2 separate regions of the Homo sapiens genome follow, and region 1 is linked to region 2. The links are chromatin loops, found by intact Hi-C in ENCODE. Cell type or tissue: B cell. All regions are shown on one strand. Region 1 has its middle 58 kb from the start of SHLD1. Region 2 overlaps SHLD1 (shieldin complex subunit 1).

Region 1 (2,500 bases), 110 kb before region 2:
TGAGATTCCAGTGCAAGCAATGGTTTTGGGTGATGTTCCCAGGAATCAACAGTAAGGGAGTGACAGAGTGAGACAGAAAAAAGGAAAGAAGTCAGTAAAAGTGTGTGCGGTGGCTCATGCCCGTAATCCCAGCACTTTGGGAGGCTGAGGTGGGCAGATCATGAGGTCAGGAGTTTGAGACCAGCCTGGCCAACACGGCAAAACCTCATCTCTACTAAAAATACAAAAATTAGCCGGGCATGGTGGCGGGCGCCTGTAATCCCAGCTACTCCGGAGGCTGAGTCGGGAGAATGGCCTGAACCCGGAAAGGCAGAGGTTGCAGTGAGCCAAGATTGTGCCATTGCACTCCAGACTGGGCGACAAGAGCAAGACCCCCATCTCAAAAAAAAAAAAAAAAAAAGTGAATCAGGCTGGGCATGGTGGCTCACACCTGTCATCCCAGAACCAGAACTTTGGGAGGCCAAGGGGGACTGATAACTTGAGCTCAGGAATTAGAGACCAGCCTGGGCAACATGACAAAACCCCGTCTGTACAAAAAACACAAAAATTAGCTGGGAGCGGTGGTGCATGCCTGTAGTCCCAGCTACTTGGGAGGCTGAAGTAGGAGGATTGCTTGAGCCTGGGAAGTCAAGACTGTGGTGAGCCGGGATCACGCCACTGCACTCCAGCCTGGGTGACAGGGCCAGACCTTGTTTACAAAAAAAAAAAAAAAAAAACACCAAACTTATTAAGCAAGTTACCATTGTAGGCAGCTGGAGCTTTATCCTTCTCGGGGATGCTGGGAAACTGTAGATTTTGTCTGGGAGGGATGGAGGGACGGGGATTTATGCATCTGCTTCCATCAATATTGGTTGGGAGCCTCTTTTGGGGCCATTAATTCCCTAGTACTCAGCCCTTCGATGTATGTATGCAGAGCAGGCACCAACAGTTTCAGAAAACACTCAGGCAAAAGGTTGCAGGTGCTAGCACTTGGCAGTCTGATTGGTGTGCACTGAACCAGTGAGGCCAAGGGGCCAAGGGAAGGGGGAGCACCGGCAGCATTTGAAGGGAGTGAGGGTTTACCAGGCAGAGACCAGAGCAGGTGTTGCAGGCAGACGGAAATGGTTATGCACACAGAGGCCCAAAAACAAGCAAAAGAGTTCTGTGAAGTGGCTAGAGGATTTGAATCTGGAGTTGGACAAACAGGTTTGAATCCTGACTCTGACTCCTCACTGCTTATTCTCCTTAGGCAAGTCACTCCACTGCTCTGAGCATCAGCTATATGATGGGAATTATGGTAGGACCTGCCTCATTGTGCTGTCACAAGGATTAAATTATTTTATTTTATTTTATTTTATTTTATTTTATTTTATTTTATTTTATTTTATTTTTTGAGATAGAGTCTCGCTCTGTGGCCCAGGCTGGAGCGCAGTGGTGTGATCTCCACTCACTGCAACCTCTGCCTCCTGGGTTCAAGCGATTTTCCTGCCTTAGCCTCCCAAGTAACTGTGATTACAGGCGCGCGCCACCACCCTGCCTGGCTAAGTTTTGTATTTTTAGTAGAGATGGAGTTTCACCATGTTGGCCAGGCTACACTCGAACTCTTGACCTCAGGTGATCCACCCACCTTGGCCTCCCAAAGTGCTGGGATTACATGCATGAGCCACCATGCCCAGCCACAGGATTAAATTAGGTTATGCTTTAAAAGAGTATGGCACCTGGTCAGCCCTCAATAATGATAAGCAATACTTCTGTTGTTGTCCCACCAGTGGGTGAATGTTGGCTAGTTGGCTATGCCCACACAAAGAGTGCATGGAGACAAGGGGTCCAGTGGAGTAGTAGGCCAGAAAGGTGGGTAGCAGCTTCGAGGTACCCTGTGAGGTATTTTCAATTGTAGGCTCACCCAGACTGAACCAAGCACAGCTCACACTTGTAATCTCAGTGCTTTGGGAGGCCGAGGGAAGAACACTTGAGAGGCCAGGGGTTCAAGACCAGCCTGGGCAACAAGGAAAGACCCCATTTCTACAAAATAATAATAATTTAAAAAAAAATAGGCACAGTAGTGAGTGTCTGTAGTCCTAGCTACTCAAGAGGCTGAGGCAGGAGGATTGCTTGAGCCCAGGAGTTCGAGGCTGTAGGGAGCTATGATTGTACCACTGTACTCCAGCCTGGGTGACAGAGCAAGACTCCATTAAAAAAAAAGTGAGAGGCCGGGCACGGTGACTCCTGCCTGTAATCCAGCTTGACCAACATGGAGAAACCCTGTCTCTAGTAAAAATACAAAATTAGCCAGGCATAGTGACACATGCCTGTAATCCCAGCTACTCAGGAGGCTGAGGCAGGAGAATCGCTTGAACCTGGGAGACGGAGGTTGCAGTGAGCCAAGATCGCACCATTGCACTCCAGCCTTTTTTTGCACACAAAAAAGGTGGGCGGGAGGGGGAGGCTTATTTTTAGGGAAAGTGAAATAACAATTCAGGACTTTTGAGCCTGAATCTGTGGATCCCAACGAGTCTGAATA
Region 2 (2,500 bases):
CTGGATTCTATCTTTTGCTCCAAAGTAATGATAGGAAGCTTTATTCATCTAACAATGGATGCTGTGATTTTAAAAATTTAAAACTACTCTTCTTGATGAAATAAGGAAAAACAAAAGGGGGAAGGAAAGGAATTAGGAAAGGAAAGAGGGAGAGGGGAGCAAGGGAGTGATTAGTATGCTTACATTTTATACTCTTGTGAGGATTAAGAATAATGTGTGTGGGCTGGGCACAGTGGCTCATGCCTGTAATCCCAACACTTTGGGAGCCTGAGTTAGGAGGATGGCTTGAGCTCTGGAGTTCAAGATCAGCCTGGGCAACATAGTGAGACCCCATCTCTACAAAATATAAACAAAATAAGCTGGGCATGGTGACGAGTGCCTGTAGTCCCAGCTACTCAAGAGGCAGAGGTGGGAGGATTGCTTGAGTCCTGGAGGTCAAGGCTGCAAGTGAGCTATGAACATACCACTGCACTCCAGTCTGAGTGACAGAGCTAGACTCCATCTCAAAAAAGAAGAAGAAGAATATGTGTGAAGTCCCATATAGTCCCAGTCCCAGCACACTGTCCCTACTTACTTACTAGACACAGTATTATAGTATCTGTGACAGTGATGGGCATGTAAAATTGTATGTTTAGTCAAATCATATTTGACTGGAGACATGTCTAACTTGTTTAATAAGTCACATTTATAATGCCTTTGCTACTCATGAACATCCAGTCACTTGATTTCACTGATACCTGCAGTCCTAGGCTTGCCAGTGTCCCAGGCCTCTTTGTTCACTATTTCCTGGGCTACTGCTTAGGCTCTATGCCTATTATACATGTAGATATGACCCTCTGTTCTCTGTCATCAACAGCAGTTGAATCAGAGGCCTTGTTTTGGTTATCTCTTGCTGCCTAACTACCCCAAAATTTAGTGGTGTGGAACAACAACCATTATGTTCTCTCTCACAATTTTGTGGGTTGATGTGCTTCAGCTGAGTGGTTCTTATGGTCCATGTGATATTGGCTGGGGCTGCAGTCACTTGGGGGCTTGAATGGTCTGGAATGTTCAAGGCTGCTCATTCACATGGCTGATAGTTGATGCTAGTCATCAGCTGGGAGCCCAGCTGGGCTGTCAGCTGAAGTGGCCACCTGTGGTCTCTCCATGCCCATGTGGCTCAGGCTTCTGACAACATGGTGGCTGAGTTCTGAGAGGGGAAATCGCAAGAGTGAGCCTTCCAAGAGAAGAAAAGTAGAAACTCTCAGTTCTCTTTTTTTTTTTTTGAGACGAAGTCTTTCTGTCACCCAGGCTAGAGTGCAGTGGCGTGATCTCGGCTCACTGCCAGCTCCGCCTCCCGGGTTCACACCATTGTCCTGCCTCAGCCTCCTGAGTAGATGGGACTACAGGCGCCTGCCACCATGTCTGGCTAATTTTTTGTATTTTTAGTAGAGACAGGGTTTCACCGTGTTAGCCAGGATGGTCTCAATCTCCTGACCTTGTGATCCGCCCGCCTCGGCCTCCCAAAGTGCTGGGATTACAGGCGTAAGCCACTGCGCCTGGCCTAACATTTTAGTTTTCTTTTTTTTTTTTTTTTTTGAGACGGAGTCTTACTCTGTCGCCCAGGCTGGAGTGCAGTGGCGAGAGCTCGGCTCACTGCAAGCTCCGCCTCCCAGGTTCACGCCATTCTCCTGGCTCAACCTCCAGAGTAGCTGGGACTACAGGCACCCACCACCGTGCCCGGCTAATTTTTTTGTATTTTTAATAGAGATGGGGTTTCACCGGGTTAGCCAGGATGGTCTCGATCTCCTGACCTCGTGATCCGCCCACCTCAGCCTCCCTCAGTTCTCTTAAAAACTAGCCTCAGCCAGTTGTGGGGGCTCATGCCTGTAATCCCCATACTTTGGAAGGCCAAGGTGGGTGGATCACTTGAGCCCAGGAGTTTGAGACCATTTGTGAGTCTCTACATGGCAACATGGCAAAACCCCGTCTCTACAAAAAAATACAAATACAAAAATTAGCCAGGCATGGTGGCGTTCACTTGTAGTCCTAGCTACTCAGGAGGCTGAGGTGGGAGGATCACCTGAGCCTGGGAGGCGGAGGTTGCAGTGAGTCGTGATTGCACCACTGCACTCTAGCCTGGATGACTGAGCGAGACTCTGTCTCAGAAAAAAAAAAAAATTAAAGGCTAGCCTCACTTCTGTTGCATTCCCTCCCCTCCCCTCCCCTATTCTCTCTCTCTCGCTCTCTCTCTTTCTTGCTTTCTTTCTCTCTTTCTTTTTGAGCCAGGGTCTCACTTTGTCCCTGAGGCTGTAGTGCATTGGCACCATCTTGGCTCACTGCGGCCTCAACTTCCCGGGTTCAAACAATCCTCCTATCTTGGCCCCCCAAGTAGCTGAGACTACAGACATGCACCACCATGCCTGGCTAATTTTTTTTTTTTTTTTTTTTTTTTTTGGAGAGACAGGGTTTTGCCATGTTGCCCAGGCTGGTCTCAAAACTCCTGAGCTCAAGCAATTTG

The links. Peaks named below come from ENCODE experiments on the same cell type or tissue, not always from the same donor. Only the 100,000 strongest peaks of a DNase experiment are listed, where the experiment ranks them.
Region 1: it touches region 2 in a loop (18-fold over the local background); 7 of 110 quality-filtered maps call a loop at or near these places.

Annotation. Positions count from the first base shown.
Region 1 is chr20:5,691,089-5,693,588 of GRCh38, forward strand. No RefSeq gene overlaps it. Among named protein-coding and RNA genes, the nearest start is that of SHLD1, 58 kb to the right of the region's middle. In B cell, no CTCF peak of the experiment used is centred here; a DNase peak (open chromatin) is centred at 1,023; H3K4me3 peaks cover 821 bases.
Region 2 is chr20:5,797,058-5,799,557 of GRCh38, forward strand. The region is part of intron 2 of SHLD1 (shieldin complex subunit 1); the gene reads left to right. Among named protein-coding and RNA genes, the nearest start is that of SHLD1, 48 kb to the left of the region's middle. RefSeq lists an enhancer at 1,066-1,265. In B cell, no CTCF peak of the experiment used is centred here; a DNase peak (open chromatin) is centred at 1,084; H3K4me3 peaks cover 264 bases; H3K27ac peaks cover 1,534 bases.